Regions from separate parts of the Mus musculus genome. Here regions 2 and 3 are each linked to region 1. Evidence: chromatin loops called from intact Hi-C (ENCODE). Cell type or tissue: left cerebral cortex. All regions are shown on one strand. Links, peaks and the distances in the headings refer to the core of each region. The heading gives the core; the rest is flanking DNA.

What was found. Hi-C counts contacts between places; a loop is a spot of excess contacts. Peaks named below come from ENCODE experiments on the same cell type or tissue, not always from the same donor. Only the 100,000 strongest peaks of a DNase experiment are listed, where the experiment ranks them.
Region 2: it touches region 1 in a loop (4-fold over the local background); 3 of 42 quality-filtered maps call a loop at or near these places.
Region 3: it touches region 1 in a loop (5-fold over the local background); 3 of 42 quality-filtered maps call a loop at or near these places.

The regions. Positions count from the first base shown.
Region 1 is chr1:7,394,481-7,401,692 of GRCm38, forward strand. Gm26901 (a long non-coding RNA gene) reads right to left here and starts at 3,616. Exons shown (of 3, transcript XR_865172.2): 1 at 3,238-3,616. In left cerebral cortex, for the core only: CTCF peaks have their summits at 2,561, 2,762, 2,997 and 3,894 (motif pointing right); DNase peaks (open chromatin) are centred at 2,593, 2,971, 3,230, 3,502 and 1 more place; H3K4me3 peaks cover 1,796 bases; H3K27ac peaks cover 1,095 bases.
Region 2 is chr1:7,540,075-7,547,286 of GRCm38, forward strand. No RefSeq gene overlaps it. Among named protein-coding and RNA genes, the nearest start is that of Gm26901, 150 kb to the left of the region's middle. In left cerebral cortex, for the core only: a CTCF peak has its summit at 3,590; DNase peaks (open chromatin) are centred at 3,546 and 5,351.
Region 3 is chr1:7,530,059-7,537,270 of GRCm38, forward strand. No RefSeq gene overlaps it. Among named protein-coding and RNA genes, the nearest start is that of Gm26901, 140 kb to the left of the region's middle. In left cerebral cortex, for the core only: no CTCF peak of the experiment used is centred there; DNase peaks (open chromatin) are centred at 4,266 and 5,331.

The DNA of each region.
Region 1 (7,212 bases), core at 1,129-6,128:
ATATATACACATATAAATATATATACATATGTATACACATATTAATATATATACAAACACATATACATATACATATATACCTATACCTATATATATATACATATATATACCTGTGTATATACATTTATATACATATAACTATACATATAAAAATATATATACATATACATACATTTTTATATAGTTACATATAAATATATAAGTATGTTTATAACATATACCTATACATACATATACTCACATTATATATTGTGTATATATATATGTATATATATACACACAGGTATACCTATACCTATATATACATATGCTTATATATGTATATACATAGCCATGTATACATATATTTATATATATACATACATATATAACATATGCATACATGCATATACATATGTACATAGACATATATATGCATATATATGTGTATACCTAAACATATATACAGATATACATGTATGTGTATACTTTTACATTACACCATATATAATGTATACATCACATCATATATAATGTATACATTACATCATATATATGCACAGGACACTGACATGGCAGGTACCAAGCTCATATATAATGTATGTATATGTGTATACATTTATACATATTTTATATATTTTAATTTTATTAATTGTAAATATACATATTTATAGTATATGAAATATATGTATATTTCATATATAAATATTTATATAATATTTATAAATATAAAATGTATATAAATGAAACATATAATACATATATAAATATTTTAATATATGTCATATATAATTATATATATTGTTATGTATATAAACATAAATATATACTTAAACTATTTATATTATTTACATTATATCTGTAATATATTACATTTACATATATGCGATATGTATATTAATATTGATAAATATATATATACAAATTTCAATATATAAGTGAACATATGTGAATATATGTGTAAATTTAAAGGTTTGTATAAAAACTGATAAATTTAAAAAGACAAATATTTACAAATAAAACATACGTTATATTCCATAGACATAATTAAGATGCAGGAAGTGACTCCACCATGATGGGATGTGACCATACTGTGACCAGATGTGAGAATACGGGGACAGGAAGTAGCTTCACGGTGACAGGAAGTGACTATACCCTGATTGGAAGTGACCATGTTGTCACATGAAGCGGCCACACTGTGACCAGAAGGGACCAGAAGTGACCGTGTCATCACAGGAAGTGACTACAGCAAGACCAGAAGTGACCATATCGTAACTGGAAGTGGCCGTGACATCAGGATTTTCTTCCTGTTTTTGTTGTTTCTCAGTGTGAGTATGGTTTTGTGGTAGGCAAACCTGCCTGAGTGGTACAGAGCATGGAGCCTGAGGCACCGGGTGTTGGGAACCGCCCACTGTGCTCTGCAGTGGGCCTTGCTTGGACTTATCTTGTATAAAATTATTTTATTATATATTAGATATATTATATTATATATCATTTTAAAATATATATTTTATTATATACTATATATTATGTATATTATACTACATATTACATATTACTTTTCTGCTATTATATTGTAATATACTGTCCAATGGGTTACATACACTACATATTATTATCACACGTTACAGATCACTTTTATTATATAAAAAACTTTTAAAAAAGTATTCAGAAGTACAAACTCCAGACTGCGGATGCATACATCCAGGAAAATATAAATTTGAACTTAAAATTTAAAATATTATTATTATTGCTTTTATTATTTTAAATATGAAAAATTGTCATAAAAGCATATGTTTATACCATATATTATTATCATGTTATATATTACGCTCCTTACTGTTATCACATCCTTATATACTCTGTCTCGCTTGGTGTCCGCTGACCCCTAACACCCTGTTTTCCATTTTCTATTCCTGCACAAACATCATGACCAAGAAGCAGGTTGGAGAGGAAAGGGTTTATTCAGCTTACATTTCCACACTGCTGTTCATCACCAAGGAAGTCAGGACTGGAACTCAAGCAGGTCAGGGAGCAGGAGCTGATGCAGAGGCCATGGAGGGATGTTCTTTACTGGCTTGCTTCCCCTGGCTTGCTCAGCCTGCTCTCTTATAGAACCAAGATTACCAGCCCAGATATGGTCCCACCCACAAGGGGCCTTTCCCCCTTGATCACTAATTGAGAAAATGCCTTACAGCTGGATCTCATGGAGGCATTTCCTCAACTGAAGCTCCTTTCTCTGTGGTAACTCCAGCTGTGTCAAGTTGACACACAACCAGCCAGTACAATTGACCCCTTGTCAACTTGACACACAAACACATCACTAGTAAGCCTCAACCCTTAGTTCTTAAAAGTCCCAGTCTTTACATATTAAAAGTTCAATCCTTTAAAAATATCCAATATCTTTTAAAATCCAAAGTCTTTACAATTAAAAGTCTCTTAACTGTGGGATCTGAGTTCGAGGCCAGCCTAGAGTACAGAGTGAGTTCCAGGGCTACACAGAGAAACCCAGCCTCAAAAAAAAAACAAAAAACAAAACAAAACAAAAAGCAAACAAAAAGCGAGCGGGAGCATTGCAGTGACAACCTGTCGCCACCGGGTGGCGTGCGAGAGCAACTGTCTCAGGGTTAAATCCAGAGAAACCAAGTCTTGGGGAAAAACCAAACAAACAAACAAAAACCAAACAAACAAACAAAAAAACCAAAACCAGGCAGGTGGTAGTGGCGGACGCCTTTAATCCCAGCACTGGGGAAGCAGAGACAGGTGGATTTCTGACTTAAAGGCCAGCCTGGTCTACAGAGTGAGTTCCAGGACAGCCAGGGCTACACAGAGAAACCTTGTCTCGAAAACAAACACACAAACACACACAAAGGGGCGAGAGAAACCTTGTCTCGAAAACAAACACACACACACACACACACACACACACACACACACACACAAAAGGGGAGTGTTGCAGTGATAACCTGTCGCCACCGGGTGGCGCGCCAGAGCATCTGTCTCAGGGTTAAGCCCAGAGACACCAACTATGGGAAAAAACAAAATTAAATTCAATAAAGAAATAAATAGATGAATAAATAAATAAATAAAATTTAAACATTCAAAAATTAAAAATAAAAAGTAATTAGAAAAAAATAACAACCCAGTCTTAGAGAAAAAAGAGGGGAGCGGGGCTCAGAGAACCCAAAACTGGGACAGAACTACAACTCCCAGCATGCCTAGGGGCTGAGGCAGGGGCGTGCCCGCACCTGCACTGACCTGAGATGGAAGGAGAGAGAGATTCTGTCCGCGGCCAGTGACTTCCTGCTTCCAATCCGCGGTCCCCGGGACAGCGGCGCTCACAAAGGCGGAGAGACCCTTGCCGGGCAGTTTTCGGGTGGTAGAGGCGGGAAAACGGAAGGCTCAGTTCTGTGCACCCGCGCCACGTGAGAGTTCCAGTCTGTGGCAGGAAGTCCCGCCCGCTCGGTCGTGATTGACGGCAGCGGCTTTCAATCAGGAAGCTTCCCCACTTGCTATTTCCAGGAGCAGGGAATAGCGCCAGAAGTCCCGCCCGCCCGGCTGTGACTGACAGCCGCGCCTTCCAATGGAAGGCTGGATTTCTTCCCCCCCCCCTCCCCCACACACACCCACCGTCCATGTCTGACAAGAGGCAGTGTCTGAGGCTTTTTTTCCCTCTATAAAGGAATACAGAGGCTTCAGGTCCACGCCGCGCGGTGGGCGGGGCCCGGCTTCCCCTTCCATCGTGTCAATCACCCCGAGGGGGCGGTGCCGCCGCTGATGCCTGCAGCCGCCCCAGGCCCCGCCCCCGCCTCATGCTCACTCAGGTGAGACCCCACTCTGGTCTTAGCTGACGCCCTCCCCGCCCACTCGTGGGGGTCCTGGGAAACGGAAGGGCGCGCCCTGCCACCGCCATGACACCCACAGGCCAGCAGAGGGCGCCTCGGCTCCCCTCACAGATGGCGGTGAGCTGCCCACCCGCCTTCCTGCCCGCCCGCCTGCCCGCCGTGGGTGGGGGACTGCGACCCCCAGGGAAGGATGACGTCCACTCGCCGGGCCACCTGGGGCCCCCAGAGACTGAAACCGCCCCCCCACCCCCGGAGAAATCCGCGTCTGCAGAGACACGGGCGGGCGGCCGTGATTTTTATATAAAATTAAAAAGTCTCGTGTGCTTATCGTGTGGGAGCTCACTCTGTAGCCCAGGCTGGCCTCGAACTCAGAGATCCACTGCCTCTGCCTCTTCCCAAGCGCTGCTGGGATGAAAGGCGTGTGCCACCCCTGCCTGGCGACCCTAACACTCTTAAACCCCCCAAATAAAACCCTAGCATTTTAAATAAAAATACTCAAGAGCACTAAACACTACTCTTAAAAAAAAAAAAAAAAAAAGCAGCAAAACCCTGACCCTCCCCCCCAAAAAAAAAAAAAAAAAAAAAACTCTAAATGTCTGGGGCGGGGCCGGAGCACTCAGAGGTCCTGTCACTCAATTCCCAGAGACTCCACGCAGGCTCACACCCTGTGCAGATTTAGTGACCTCACATAGACGCGAGATAGATTAATAAATCTTATAATAAAAAAAAAACACATCGGAGACACACGTGAACCCGTCCTGTACTGGGGCTCCAGAAATACTGAACGAAAGAATGCAAACGGGAAAAAGCATCCTTCTTTGCATTGGTTTAATAAATTACTAAGGGTGCCATCCTTGGGTCGCTGACATCTTGTCTTCATAGGAACTAGACTAGAAAGAAAACCACTCAATGTCTGTGGCTATTTCCCAGCCTTAATGATGTAAAACATTGTGCTTCTTTCTAAACAGGCTGTTGACCCCACTTTAACTCAATGGACTGCCAGAATCAAGAATTATTCTATCAGAGAGCACAGACAGATCAGACACGCTGGCTGCACAGCATATTCAGAACTTCCAAGGGATTTATTAATCAGAGCAGGGCATTTTAGGCCTTAGCCTGGCTCACAGACTAAGTAGTCACCCAGCTTGTGGAACAGGACTTTGCTATACAAGTAGTCACCCCTGTTCATGTCTTTGTTCTCTATGCCCTTTGTTACCCACAGTTATCTGTGGACAGAAACTATTGAATGGAAAATTCCCAACATAATTCATACATTTGTTCTATTTTATTTGTAGTAGTTGTGGCTGATTGCTAGTGCCTAATTTGTAAATTAAGTTTTATCATAGGTATTATATAGAGGGCACACATAATCTATCCAGTCCATGGCTGCATAAGCCATGGGGGAGTCAGGCTTGGGTATAGAACCCCAGAGTAGGCAGTTGAGACTTACAGATACACTTAATGTTGATCATCCTGTCCACCAGACCCAAACCAAGAAACAAGCAGATAATTCTGGCACTGGGAAATTTAGAAACATGAGGAAGGGGAGACCTTTGGATGGAGTCATTGTTAAAACTGTGAAGCCACACAGTAAGGACAGGAGCCAAGATGGATAAGCTGTAACAGCAAAGAATATGCAATGGTTAGAGTCATCCCTCTTGGGAAAATACTGTCGCTGCTCCCAAATCTGTATTTATTTATTTATTTATTTATTTATTCAGTTATTTTTAATCATGTGTACATGTGCTTGTCTTTGTGTGGCTATACACATGTGAGTGTAGGTGCATGTAGAGAGGTCAGAGATTTTCATATTCCCTAGAAATGCAGTTAAAGGTGGTTATGAGCCTTGTGACATGGATTCTAGGAATCTATCTTAGATCTTCTAGAAGTTCACTACATGCTCTTATCCTCTGAGGCATCTCTCCAGCCGCACATGTATACAACACACACACACACACACACACACACACACACACACACAAACACACACGAGTCACTTAAAAATTCAAAGGAAAACTTCTGATCATCCCTCTCAGCACCCCAAATCCACTGTCTTCTGTGGTGGATTCAATTTTTTTTCTTATCCTCAGATCATTGTTTTACTGATGGACTGATGAAGGTTCAGTTAATTTGTTCTCATCATTAAATTTGGTACTTTTTGTGGCTTTTAAGGGTAATATCAGTTGAAGAATATACTTCCCTTTGATCTGACAGATTGATTTAAAAACCTCTATCTTGCATCTGCCTTTCAATACCACCATCATATCTGGCATTTCATGCATTATAAAGTGTCATGTGGGTTTTAAATGCCCCCATTCCTAGATGGGAGAAACAAATAGAATAATTAATCACTCTGAAGAGTGTTGAAACATAAAGTAGGTTAACCAGAAATGTAGCCTCTTGAGCAAGTGCACTGTGGATGTCAGTCACAGTGATGTCATCAGAACTTCCATAATGAATTGGATAGTAATACAATTCCAACATTAACAGGGAAAAAAATTGTAGATGTTGCCAATATGGTCAAAAAGTATGAAGTGCTTGTATTTTTTCATTAATTGAAGGGACATTTATTGGGTGCTTAGTATTGATAACCTGAGTGACTGACATGTGTATCATGTGATTGGAGTCCAAAGGTTGACATTGAGTGCTTGCCCCCATTGTACTCTGCCTGTGTTTGTTTTTATTTTGCATTTGTTTGTTTGTTTGTTTGTTTGTTTTGCTGGCTTTTAGAGGGTTGTGGGGTATGTTGTTTGCTGGAAACAGAGTCTCTCAATGACCCTGGAGTTCTCCAGATCAGTTAAACTATCTGGCCAGTGAGATCCAGGGCTCTCCTGTCTTCACCTCCCTAGCTCTAGGATGTAGATATGGGCCACCATGCCTGAGTTTTTACATGGGTGATGGAGATCTGAATCCAGGTCCTTCTGCTCCTGTGCCAACCATTTTACTGGCTGGGTAGTGTGTGTGTGTGTGTGTGTGTGTGTGTGTGTGGTGTGCGTGCATGCACCCTAATGCAGGTGACCAAATAGGCCAGAGGCATTGAATGTCCTGGATTTGGAGTCATTTGCAGTTGTGAGCCACAGGGCAAGCATGGGTGCTGGGATCCAAACGCAGGTCTTCCTGAAGACTCTTAACCTAAGACTGAGTGCTCTTAACCCTTGGATTCTTTCCGAGAGCTTATATCCAAAGGAGATGTATACAGCTTTCTTGACAAATGCAAACCCCATATTACACATTTAACTCTTTTATGCTTAGCACATAGAGACACTATGCCTTCCCTCCCCTATACTTGCTCAACTGGTTATTTCCAATTATTTTAACTATTTATCACAAAACTGAGAACTCTGAGTTACTGAAGAAGCAAGCCATGTCACCAGCTCATTGGAGACAC
Region 2 (7,212 bases), core at 1,149-6,148, 150 kb after region 1:
GAGAGAACTCCTAAGTCTGATAAACAGCTTCAGTGAAGTAGCTGGATATAAAATTAACTCAAACAAGTCAATGGCCTTTCTGTACACAAAGGATAAACAGGCTGAGAAAGAAATTAGGGAAACAACACTGTTCTCAATAGTCACAAATAATATAAAATACCTTGGTGTGACTCTAACTAAGGAAGTGAAAGATCTGTATGATAAGAACTTCAAGTCTCTGAAGAAAGAAATTAAAGAAGATCTCAGAAGATGACAAGATCTCCCATGCTCATGGATTGGCAGGATCAATATAGTAAAAATGGCTATCCTGCCAAAAGCAATCTACAGATTCAATGCAATCCCCATGAAAATTTCAACTCAATTCTTCAACGAATTAGAAAGGGCAATCGGTAGATTCATCTGGAATAACAAAAAACTGAGGATAGCAAAAACTCTTCTCAAGGATAAAAGAAGCTCTGGTGGAATCACCATCCCGGACCTAAAACTGTACTACAGAGCAATTGTGATAAAAACTGCAAGGTACTGGTATAGTGACAGACAAGTAGACCAATGGAACAGAATTGAAGACCCAGAGATGAACCCACACACCTATGGTCACTTGATCTTTGACAAGGAATTAAAATCATCCAGTGGAAAAAGACAGCATTTTCAACAAATGGTGCTGGCACAACTGGCGGTTATCATGTAGAAGAATGTGAATTGATCCATTTCTATCTCCTTGTATTAAGGTCAAATCTAAGTGGATTAAGGAACTCCACATAAAAACCAGAGACACCGAAACTTATAGAGGAGAAAGTAGGGAAAAGCCTTGAAGATATGGGCACAGGGGTAAAATTCCTGAATAGAACAGCAATGGCTTGTGCTGTAAGATCAAGAATCGATAAATGGGACCTCATAAAATTGCAGAGCTTCTGCAAGGCAAAAGACACCGTCAATAAGACAAAAAGACCACCAACAGATTGGGAAAGGATCTTTACCTATACCAAATCGGATAGAGGACTAATATCCAATATGTATAAAGAACTCAAGAAGGTGGACTCCAGAAAAATCAAATAACCCTATTTAAAAAATGGGGTTCAGAGCTGAACAAAGAATTCTCACCTGAGGAATACCGAATGGCAGAGAAGCACCTGAAAAAATGTTCAACATCCTTAATCATTAGGGAAATGCAAATCAAAACAACCCTGAGATTCCACCTCACACCAGTCAGAATGGCTAAGATCCAAAATTCAGATGACAGCAGATGCTGGCGAGGATGTGGAGAAAGAGGAACACTCCTCCATTGTTGTTGGGATTGCAAGCTTGTACAACCACTCTGGAAATCAGTCTGGCGGTTCCTCAGAAAATTGGACATAGTACTACCGGAGGATCCAGCAATACCTCCTCCTGGGCATATATCCAGAAGATGTCCCAACTGGTAAGAAGGACACATGTTCCACTATGTTCATAGCAGCCTTATTTATAATAGCCAGAAGCTGGAAAGAACCCAGATGCCCCTCAGCAGAGGAATGGATACAGAAAATGTGGTACATTTACACAATGGAGTACTACTCAGCTATTAAAAAGAATGAATTTATGAAATTCCTAGGCAAATGGATGGACCTGGAGGGCATCATCCTGAATGAGGTAACCCAATCACAAAGGAACTCACACAACATGTACTCACTGATAAGTGGATATTAGCCCAGAAACTTAGGATACCCAAGATATAAGATACAATTTGCTAAACGCATGAAACTCAAGAAGAATGAAGACCAAATTGTGGACACTTTACCCCTTCTTAGAAATGGGAACAAAACACCCATGGAAGGAATTACAGAGACAAAGTTTGGAGCTGTGACGAAAGGATGGACCATCTAGTGATTGCCATATACAGGGATCCATCCCATAATCAGCTTCCAAATGCTGACACCATTGCATACACTAGCAAGATTTTGCTGAAAGGACCCAGATATATCTGTCTCTTGTGAGACTATGCCGGGGCCTAGCAAACACATAAGTGGATGCTCACAGTCAGCTATTGGATGGATCACAGGGCCCCCAATGGAGGAGCTAGAGAAAGTACCCAAGGAGCTAAAGGGATCTGCAACCCTATAGGTGGAACAACATTATGAACTAACCAGTACCTGGAACTCTTGTCTGTAGCTGCATATGTATCAAAAGATGGCCTAGTCAGCCATCACTGGAAAGAGAGGCCCATTGGACTTGCAAACTTTATATGCCCCAGTACAGGGGAATGCCAGGGCCAAAAAGGGGGAGTGGGTGGTTAGGGGAGTGGATGGGTGGGTATGGGGGACTTTTGGGATAGCATTGGAAATGTAAATGAGGAAAATACCTAACAAAAATTTAAAAAAGAAAAAGAAAAAAGGAGCGGGGCCTGAGAGCATTTGCAGTGGACTTTGAAAGTAGGATCTGATGAAAGAGAAAATTACTGCCATGAAGGTTGAACAGATGATTGCTGACCAGGTGAACAGCAGTGTCATTCCTTATAGTGTGAAACATTAAAAAAGCACCCATGCCCCACCTAGCTGCCCTACCATTCTCTCTGGAACCCAGCTGAGTCACTGCAGGAAGAGAAACACCATACAAACTTAGTTTAGAATCAACAGGTAACACAATCACTGGGCACAGCCACTAGCTTCCTAATTTATAAGCTATTTTAAGTTACAAATCTTCCAGTAGCAGATTCTAGTAGATCTGCCACCTGAACTGGGGACCTACACTAACTACATTTTGTCTCCACCATCTCCATTCACCAGTCAAGTCTCCTCTCCTCTCCCACCATCCCTTTCTGACAGGAAAGTCCTTCCAGCTCACACAGTGATTGGTTTCTTGAAGTCTTTATTCATTAGGGGAAGGTTCACCTAATGAAGTCACCTGAGTAAGTGAGTCACTCCTCATCCCAGGCAACCCCTCTTGGGGAAGCAGAATTAGCATCAAAATACAAACAGTACCAAGGCTATCTGCTACAATTCCTGGTTAAGTGTCTCAGAGTCTGCTAGAGAAGGCGACTGCTTCTGCCAGGCTAGATAAGAGCCCACCTGTGTAGAGGTGTCTGGTAGTCAGCTAGAAATATAGATCTGACAAGGAAAGATATGTCAGAAAATTATCAGCAACCATGTTTGTGAAGAGCAGGGTAGTTATGAGGTCCTGGGGACCACTAGCATTGATATTTTCAAAGACAAATTAAGTAGCAAGTGCCATTAACTATCTTATATTGGAAAGAATGTTTAAAAAAGAATGTAAAAAGTGGGGTGTCCTGATGTGTATGGAAATGCAGAGCTTAACTGACAGGAGGAAGGAGTCATGACAGAAAGACATGACGCAAAAGGAGCTGGATGGAGAAACATTTAGATAGCCTTAGTGTGAAGTTGGCAGATGGTCAGTTTTCTTAGCTGTATGGTCATTTCCCTCCACATGCTCCCTGGATGTTTCTATAACTGAAGCTAACATATGTTTTTATGAAATGTTGGACAGTGTTGGATTAGTCGGTTGAACAGCTTCTCATTAATAAATTAAACACCACAAAATTTGGTTTCTTGGTGAACCTGGGAGACAGTTCAAGTCTGTTCTTTCTTACACTCTGATGCCCTTTCTATCCTACAGGTGGTGCTGTTAACCCACAGTATGGTTTCAAGGAGCAAGCCCAGGACTTGGTGTCAATACAAACTCATTGGGAGAATTCAGAGAGCAGAGTATAGTGAAAGGAACTAGATAACTATATTTTGGCGACTTATTTTTGTCAAAGAGCAAGATTGCATTCATAGTAAATTTTATGGTAAACAAATACCTACATTTTTTTTAAATTAGGTATTTTCTTCATTTACATTTTCAATGCTATCCTAAAAGTCCCCCATACCCTCCCCAATACCTACATTTCTAACAACACTCTTTTGGTCTTTGATGTGTTAATTTTGGCTAGTATTAGGCTGGTCTTTATAGAAGGATACTAATTTCCTGAATCTTAAAAGGTTTCTACTTAGAACATACTGTGGATGATGAAGAGCTATGTTCCATTACGTCTAATACATAGTGCTGATTGTGTGCAATTTATAGGGAAAAGCACAAAATTTAGGCAGTGAAGAAATGATACACAGGGGTCAATTACTGGGTGGTTGAATTTTTTGTTTTTTTGGTGTTTTGTTTTGTTTTGTTTGTTTTTCAGTGCACTTTTCTGTATTATTTGAAGTTTTCTTAAAGTGATACATCATTTTTTAAAAAAACTATCAGCTTTATCAATGGTTAACTTACATAACATAAACCCCATATACTTAGAGCAATGCATATATATATATATATAATCACAATGATTATGCAATTGAATCCATGGCTGGTGAGACAGAATGCAGAATTGATTTCATAGACATCTCCTGTATTTTCTTATTGTGAAGAAATTGATAAATGGAGAGAATGTTAAAATTGCCTTTGTTGTAAATAACATGTTTTAGGAGCTAAGAACTGGTTTATTTTAGAGATGTGCTTTTGAGTTCTTTTAGGAAGAAATACAGCCCACCAGACTGCATTTCAACAGGCAGGTGTAGGCTCAGCACTCGTAGCTCTGTCTGGCTTGGTTCAGAGTGCTTGTGTTTCTGCTCTCAACTTGCTGTTAGATGGACAGAATTTCACATTGTAGTACTGCGGTGAAAAACTTCCAACAGCACTTTCCTATAAAGTTTTCTCTATTATAGAAAGAAATAGAATAAAATTTGATGATTATTTGGGTGGAAAACTAGGCACAAACAAAAAGTAAAAACAGCATTTTTTCTCATCTATCAAATTGACTAGAAGAAAAGTTACCTTTGAAAGCTAAGAATTCACAATGAAAACTAATTGGAGTCATCTTTTTGAATTTATGGTACAACCAGGAGCAAACCATCCTATGTATTTATGTGCTAGCCTTGATTCCATGTTGACTTCATGTTGGAAATTGTCACAATCAATAAAAAAATCTCTAAAATTCAATACATTTGAAAACTCATATTCTAATGACATTAACCTTTAAAAGAAGAGCCAAGCCATTGATCCAGTGGTCTGTACCATCCCAGCTAGCTTAGGAAAAAAAAATCTAAGCTCTATAATCTGCCTTTCTGAAAAGATAAGGATTTTTACTGCTTTAATAATATATAGTATTTATTTCATGCATATTACATGCCTTGCTTTTATCAGCTTATATTACAAGAAAATACTGCATTTCAGAAGAGTAAAATAAAGTTCATTGTAAGGGAGAGTCTTTTCTAAACTGAAATAATATGGTTATATGCAACACATAAACTGCTGAGTTCCAGTTATGACCAGAAGTTATGAGAACTGAGAGGACACACCCATGTCAGCAGCAGCTGCTCTTGGAGGAGTCACACAACATATGCATACACTGCATGGCAGCCAATGCCTATGCTACTTTAAGCATTGAAAATGTATTATGCTTTTGGGCTTATGGACTTCAGATATGAAGCTTACCTGTTTTCCCTCATTGTTCTCTGTAAGCAATCTTATATTTTCCCTTTTCAGCAACATTTCTATCTCTCAGACAACAGGGGATTGTTTGATGTTCTTCAGTGAGTTGAAAATAAAACATATTTCTCTAATCAACCTTGCCTAATTAAAAGTTTGTGGTTGTTCAAGTCTTCCTCTTGGCCTGAGAGGCCTCATTTTACAGAATGGTGGAAGCAGAGCCAACCGTCTTAACATTCATAGGCAGGACACTTGGAGACATTTGACCACTGAAATAAATGTGAAAAACAGATGGCAACTGAGATTCCTGGATGTCAGCTTCCATTTTTATGTATGTGGTTAATGGAGCTTCAGTGGGCTTTGGACTTCATGTAGCTTAACTTTTCCATTAAATTTTGTCTGGGGTTAATACAACTATTTTTATCTATCAAAAGTTACTAATTAACTAAGTTTCTCAAAATCATAAGACAAACAGAACAAAGTTAGTGCCCAGGTTTTTAGATGTCAAGTGACTTGGCTGCACAGGCAGCATCTTCAGGTTGTAAAAGCTGTTAGTCACCAATATCAAAACCACCCAGAAAAAAAAGAAAAGGCCAAACAGTGAAAGTATAGTACCACCATGGCCTGTGCTTCAGTCTCTGCTCCATTCTTTGTCCTGTAATTTCTTTAGACAGGAGCAATTTTGGGTTAAAATTTTTGAGATGAGTGGGTGGCCCCATCCCTCATCCAGAGACCTAATCACTGGATATATTCTCTATAGGTTCTCTCACCCTTTGTTGGGTACTTCAGGTAATGTCATCCCTGTTGGGTCCTGGGAGCCTCTTGTTTTCCTGGAATCTGGGACTTTCTGGTTGCTAATCCCAGATCCCCATCGCCCACTGCTACACACTTCTGTTCAATTTCCTGACCCTCTGTACATCTTCCCTCATCCCCTTTCACACCTGATTCTGTCTTTCCTTTCCCCTCTTTCTTCTCTATCCCTCCCAAGTTCCTCCCTTCCTCTACCTCCCTTGATTATTTCGTTCCCCCTTCTAAGAAGCACTGAAGCATCCACATTTTGGTCTTCTTTATTCTTGAGCTTCATATGGTCTGTGAGTTGTATCGTGGGCATTATGAGTTTTTTCCTAATATCCACTTAGCATGCCAAAGAAGCTGATATTAAAACCACAAGAAGAAACTCCAGCAGAATAGAAGAATCCTGGGATGCAAGCAGAGTCTTCAAAAGATGTGGGAGAGGTGTGGCTTTGATATTTTATGAAGATAAACTGAGAAACTAAGTAAAACAATCTGTTAGAATCACCATTAATCAAAGTCCCAGTTGTGGATGGTTTTTGTTTGTTTGCTTGTTTGTTTTTAAATTTACACAGATCTGTAAAGAAGGAAATTGAGAACAAAAACCACTTTTTGCCTTTATGTGTTAGTTTAGATGGTCTACAAACATAGCCTCTAATATGCCCTTGATTGGAGACAGTTCCTTATAAAGCAAAAACTGCAGTTATAGTGTACTAGACAGCAGTTAATCTCAGATGTTCTTCTGAAGCCATGTGAAGCTTGTCACCAGGAAGGAAAAATAACAAATTCATGTCATTTGTTCTGATAGAAATTGTTCCTTGATAAAACATATAAGAAACAATTATACATGTAATCGCATTATTGCTTGTTTTTGTTATACCATACAAAGCTTGTGTTATGAATTTTATTTCTTCCCAAACACATCTGCTTTAGGAAAGGATTAGTCTAGCCACTACATACCATGAACAG
Region 3 (7,212 bases), core at 1,514-6,513, 140 kb after region 1:
ACAGAAGTGGATGCTCACAGTCAGCTAGTGGATGGATCACAGGGTCCCCAATGGAGGAGCTAGAGAAAGTACCCAAGGAACTAAAGGAATCTGCAACCCTATAGGTGCAAGAACATTATGAACTAACCAGTACCCCGGAGCTCTTGACTCTAGCTGCATATGTATCAAAAGATGGCCTAGTCGGCCATCACTGGAAAGAGAGGCCCATTGGACTTGCAAACTTTATATGCCAGTACGGGGGAACGCCAGGGCCAAAAAATGGGAGTGGGTGGATAGGGGAGTCGGGGGGGGTATGGGGGACTTTTGGGATAGCATTGTAAATGTAAATGAGGAAAATACCTAATAAAAATATTTTTAAAAAGCCAAATTTGAAGCAAATTTTATTAAATACTGTCTAGGAAGGTGGGCGCTGACAAGGCCTAGGCATAAATTTCAAGAGTATGGCACCAAATTACCATAGTCAGTGGCTTATAAAGGCAACAACCAGAAGGTTATGTGCTTCCCATCTTTGTCCAATCAAGAACAAGCATATATCCAGGTATAACTTCTTCCTATATGTACCTCCTGCCTATGTTTGATCAAACACACCTGTGTCATTGGGGCAACAAAGCTTTTTTGTAGAAGTGAAAACAGATTTTTAAAAATCTTATATCAACAACAGTCCCCAGCATTCCAGGAACTTATCTGTCTTTGGTCAAGTGGGACTTACAGGTTAGAGGCATTTTGGTTTTATAGATCTCTTAAGCACAGTAATTTAAACTTAAAAACACAATGTTAGCCCTCATAAAAAGTACACAGAAGGAGTATAACCAGCCCAAGAAATAGAAGTGTATTGTAGGCAACAAATCTGAAGGGAAGAACCATCAAAATCTTTTAACATTAGATACGGAGCTACAGAATCTAGAATTCACCCTACTAGCTTTTCAACTTACTTTCGTCTAATATTCTCTGACTATGCCTCCATGTATCCTTTTTTATGGAAATGTAGTTCTTTTCAGTTAATACAAAAAGGAAACTAGGTAGAAAGTTTTTTTATCTATCAACTACTGTTAGCCTGTTATCATTTTACAGTTTGTAGTATTAATAAAAATATTGATTTTTCTTTTGTGTTTATGTACATTTTTATAAATTCAGTGAATGTACATTAAACAAAAAGCACCAAATACAATAGCAGAAATTTTATTTCATTTCTAGGTAGGCATCAACTTCATTAACACTGAGTAGTTGTCTAGGTTTTCAGTAGTAGGTATGGTTTCCCTAATTTTTTAAAATTGGATATTTTATTTGTTTACATTTCAAATGTTATCCCCTGTCCCGGTTTCCCCTCTGGAACCCCTCTATCCCATTCCCCCTTACCCTGCTTCTATGAGGGTGCTCCCACACCCACCTATCCACTCCCACCTCACTGCCTTAGCATTTCTCTACACTGGGGCATCAAGCCTTCATAGGAACAAGGGCCTCTCCTCCCATTCATACCAGATAAAGCCCCTTCAGATCTTTCAGTCCTTCCCCTAACTCATGCATTGAGGTCCCTGTGCTCAGTCTGATGGTTGACTGCCAGCCTCCACATCTGTATTGGTCAGGATCTGGCAGAGCCTCTCAGGAAACAGCTGTATCAGGCTCCTGTCAAGCACTTCTTGACTTCAGCATCAGTGTCTGGGTTTGGTGTCTGCATGTGAGAAGGATCCCCAGGTATGGCAGTCTCTGGATGGCCTTTTCTTCAGTCTCTGCTCCACTCTTTGTCCCTGTATTTCCTTTAGACAGGAGCAATTTTGGGTTAAATTTTTGGAGATGGGTGGGTAGCCTCATCACTCAATCATGGGGCCATGCCTAATCTCTGGATATGGTCTCAACATGTTCCCTCTCCCGTTTCTGGGGTATTTCAGCTAATGTTATCCCTGTAGGGTCGTGGGAGGTTCTTGATTTCCTGGCGTCTGGACTTTCTGTTTGCTACCCCCAATTCCCCATCCCCCATTGCTACACATCTCTGTTCAGTTTTCTAATCCTGTTTACATCTCCTCCACTCCAATACCAGATTCTGTTCTTTTTTTTTCCCTCCTGTCTTCCTCCAAAGTTGTTCTAACCCTTGATTATTTTCATCCCCCTTCTAAGGAGAACTGAAGCATCCACTATTTGGTCTTCCTTCCTTTTGAGCTTCATGTGGTCTGTGAGTTGTACCGTGGGTAGTCCACACTCTTTGCCTAATATCAACTTATCAGTGAATACATTCCTTGTGTGTTCTTTTGTAACTGAGTTACCTCACTGAGGATAATATTTTCTACATCCATCCATTTGACTGCGAGTTTCATGAAATCATTGTTGCCTAGTCTCTGGATATGGTCTCAACTTATCCTTTGTAGAGCTATATTTGTGGAGAGTTATTGTGGAAATTTTGTTTTGTCATGGAATACCTTGGTTTATCCATCTTTGGTAATTGAGAGTTTTGCTGTGTATAGCAGCCTGGGCTGGTATTTGTGTTCTCTTAGGGTCTGTATGACATCTGTCCAGTCTTTGAGCTTTCATAGTCTCTATTGATAAGTCAGGTGTAATTCTGATAGGTCTGCCTTTATATGTTACTTGAGTTTTTCCCTTACTGCTTTTACTATTCTTTCTTTGTTTTGTGCATTTAGTGTTTTGACTATTATGTGACAAGAGGAATACCTTTTCTGGTACAATTTGTTTGGAGTTCTGTAGGCTTCTTGTATGTTTATGGGCATCTTTTTCTTTAGGTTAGGGAAGTCTTCTTCTATAATTTTGTTCAAGATATTAACTGTTGGGAATCTTTGCTCTCTTGTATATCTATTATCCTTAGGTTTGTTCTCATTGTGTCCTGGATTTCCTGAATGTTTTAGGTTAGGAGCTTTTTGCATTTGCATTTTCTTTGACTGTTATGTCAATGTTTTCTATGGTATCTTCTGCCCCTGAGATTCTCTCTTCTCTCTCTCTCTCTCTTTCTTCTTTGTTTTTGTTTTTGTTTTTGTTTTGCTTGTTTTTTGTTTTTTTTCGAGACAGGGTTTCTCTGTAGAGCCCTGGCTGTCCTGGAACTCACTTTGTAGACCAGGCTGGCCGTGAACTTAGAAATCTGCCTGCCTCTGCCTCCTGAGTTTTGGGATTAATGGAGTGCGCCACTATGCCTGGCTTCTATTTCTTGTATTCTGTTGGTGATGCTTGGATCTAAGACTCCTGATCTCTTTCCTAGGTTTTCTATGTCCAGGGTTGTCTCCCTTTGTGATTTCTTTATTGCTTCTATTTCCATTTTTAGATCATGGGTGGTTTTGTTCAATTCCTTCACCTTTTTGTTTGTGTTTTCCTATAATTTTTAAAGGGATTTTTGTGTTTCCTCTTTAAAGACTTTGGCCTGTTTACCTGTGTTCTACTGTATTTCTTTAAGGGAATTATTTATGTCTTTCCTAAAGTCCTCTATTATCACCATGAGAAGTGATTTTAAATCCCAAATGTGTTTGGGTATCTAGGGTTTGCTGTAGTGGGATAACTGGGTTCTGATGATGGCAATTAACCTTGGTTTCTGTTTGTTCTTGCCCTTGCCTCTCTTTATCTGAGGTGTTAGCTGGCCTTGCTGTCTCTGACTGTGGCTTTTCCCTCCTGTAAGCCTCCAGGTCAACACTCCTGGGAGACCAGTTCTATCTGGAAGGAATTTGGGTATGGATAGATGTGGCACAGGGTCAGCTCCAGGAGCAAACAGAAACTGGAAGGAACCTGTTCCCAGCTTTTCCTAGGTTCCTGTGTCCTGATGGCTCTGGTTGGGCCCCTCTTGGGGCAGAATTTGAGCAGAAGTGTAGGTCTTACCTGTTCTCATAGGTTTGTCAACACACCTGGGAGACCAGCTCTCTCCTGGAGGGTTTTGGGTATGGAGAGCTGTAGCACAGGGTCACCTCAGGGGCATGGACAGAAACTGGTCATTTCTATTATTAAGTAGTTTCAAGTCTAATTGGATTACTTTTGTTCTTTGCCAAAGTGTGTGCAACACTACTGCTCCCTTAGGGTTATGCGATGTTGGTCACTGATATGATTCATAAGTGTTTGTTTAAGTCAGGACTACTATTGCCATGATGAAACTCCATGAGGAAAAGCAATTTGGAGAAAAAAAAGGGTTTATTTGGTTTACACATCCCAAGTCTTAGTTGATTGTGGGAATCCAAGGCAGCATTCAAACCAGGTGGGAATCTGGAGGCAGACACTGATGCAGAGGACAGGAAGAAGTTTACATTACTGGCTTGCTCCTCTTGTTTTGCTCATTCTTCTTTCTTATAGAACTCAGGATTACCTAACCAGGGGTGGCACCACCTAAAATGGGCTGGGTTCTCATCTCATCTCTGGTTAAGAAAATGCTCTGTTTGCCTGCCTACAGCGCACGTTTTTGAAGGCATATTTTCAATTGAGGTTCACTTCTTTCAGATGACAAGTTGTATCAAATTGCCATAAAACTATTCTGCACAGCATTATAGCTAGGTAGGGTGTTTACATGACTCCCTCCTTTGGAAGCTTGTTTGGTGCCTTCTGATACTAAATAAAAGCCAGTCCTCAGGGATATCATATCCTTTAGGAATGGTAATATATATTCTGTGTGTGTATGTTGAATGTGCATGATTTGATTTTTTGATTTTTGATTTTACGGGAGATTACCGATTGTCTCGAGACTCAGAAAAGACTTGAATTTTATGTGTTGAGACTGAAAGACTACGGGGACTTATGGAGTTGGACTAAATGGTTATTATTATTATTATTTTTATTATTATTATTATTATTATTATTATTATTATTATTATTATTATTATTATTATTATTTTATGAGCCTATGGAGGCCAGGGAGTAGAATGTGGTAGTTTAAATTGGAGGAACCACCACAGGTCTTATGTTTTGATACTTGTTCTTGAAGGCACATGCCAGTGGGATGCAGTTGAGCTCTTCACTCCTCTATTTCTTGTTTGTTCATAGTACTGGTTACTGGCTAGGGCTAGAGGACAATGTTGCCCATGTTGACATACCAACATGAACATCCTCGAACAACTTATTCTAAAGAGACTGAACAGGTCGTGTGTTAAGGAAAATACTGACCAGAGTAACTAGGCCTCTTGTAAATTTTTTTTTCTTTAAAATTCAAACGGCATCATCCATTTGAAAATTTTTTGGCTTGTCTTTTTAAAGTTAAACATAATAGAGAAGAACAGCTCTACTTTTAGAGATTTCACCTTCCAAAAATAAAAATGTACTTTCACACAAAGACTACTCCTAAAATAATTATAGCAATTCTATGCACAGTAATTGCTAACTGGCTACAGCCAAGCTTAGTCACCAACTGCTGAATGGACAAAGAGCTGGGACATGCTTATGTGGTGGGATAGTGTTCAGCAATCAATGGGAATGAAATTCAGACAGCTGCTAGCATGGATGAGTTTTATATACTTTGCTTAACAAAAGGAGCCAGAAAAGCTATTTTCCATGCTGTTGGATCACATTTGTGTAAACTACAGAGATGACAAAATTATTGTAACAGAGGGCTGCTCTGTGGTATCCTGAGTTCAAAGCTGGGGAGAGAGTTGACTGTGAATGTTGTAAAAGCACTATTCAAGATCATGAGAACATTGCATATTATTGTTACTTATAATGACATATATGGATAATCTGATCATAATGAATTTACACTTAAACATTGATAGGTTAACATTATATATAAAATGTATCACAATGAAACTGACTTAACCAAAGAAGGTTAAATTTATTATTATGATGTTTTTTGATATTTACATGAACTTACTGGTATTTCATCTTAGTTTATCATTACTAGCGCTTCTTATACTGGTTTACAATCTGCCTTAAAATCAGATACCACAGGGTCAGAAATACTTAATTTTAATTTATTTAAGATTTGTTTGACTTTCTATCATTGATTATATTATAAACATATTCAGACTAGATAGAATATAATGGGTTAATTATTTAAAGCTAGGAACATTAGGCCGTTAAAAGATTTGGGTAAACCCATAGCATCATTTATCAGGATGCAACCTTCTCTTTGTCTTATTTACAGGTATCACCTTGTCTGGAAGCCAAAGGTCCTGGAAAGTAGAGTGCTATAGTCTTGAGGAGGCTACCCTTTTTTTTTTTTTTTTTTTTTTTTTTTTTTTTTTTTTTTTTTTTTTTAATGTTCTTTCCCAACCATAAGAAGAGCCTACTGTTAATCACAGTTCTAAAAATAATTTTGGTCTTACATTATTTAGCCCTTATTTCAATGGCTGAGTGATAAGTTTGAGATTCATTTGGTAAGAAAGTGGAGGGTATGGGGACTTTTGGGATAGCATTGGAAATGTAAATGAGGAAGATACCTAATTTAAAAAAAAAAAGAAAGTGGTGATTTAATATTCTCTATTGTTTGTTTTTTTCTTTTTTTTCTTTTTTTGAGGATACATTTCAGCTTTATATTTCAAATTTCTCACATAAACATAGTTTGATTTTTAAAATTTTTTTGTTTATTAGGTATTTTCTTCATTTACATTTCAAATGCTATCCCAAAAGTCCCCCATATCCCCCACTCCCCTACCCACCCACTCCCATTTCTTGGCCCTGGCGTTCCCCTGTACTAGGGCATATAAAGTTTGCAAGACCAAGGGGCCTCTCTTCCCAGTGATGGCCAACTAGGCCATCTTCTGTTACATATGCAGCTAGAGACACGAGCTTCGGGATACTGGTTAGTTCATATTGTTCCGCCTATGGGATTGCAGACTCCTTTAGCTCCTTGGATACTTTCTCTAACTACTCCATTGGGAGCCCTGTGTTCCATCCAATAGCTGACTGTGAGCATCCACTTCTGTGTTTGCCAGGCACTGGCAAAGCCTCACAAGAGACAGCTATATCAGGCTCCTTTCAGCAAAATCTTGCTGGAGTATGCAAAGGTGTCAGCGTTTGGAGGCTGATTATGTGACGGATACCCTGGTGTAGCACTCTCTAGATGGTCCATCTTTTCAACTCAGATCCAAACTTTGTCTCTGTAACTCCTTCCATGGGTGTTTTGTTCCCAATTCTAAGAAGGGAAGAGGAATGGATACAGAAAATGTGGTACATTTACACAATGGAGTACTACTCAGCTATGAAAATGAATGAATTTATGAAATTCCTAGGCAAATGGATGGACCTGGAGGATATCATTCTGAGTTAGGTAACCCAATCACAAAAGAACTCACATGATATGTACTC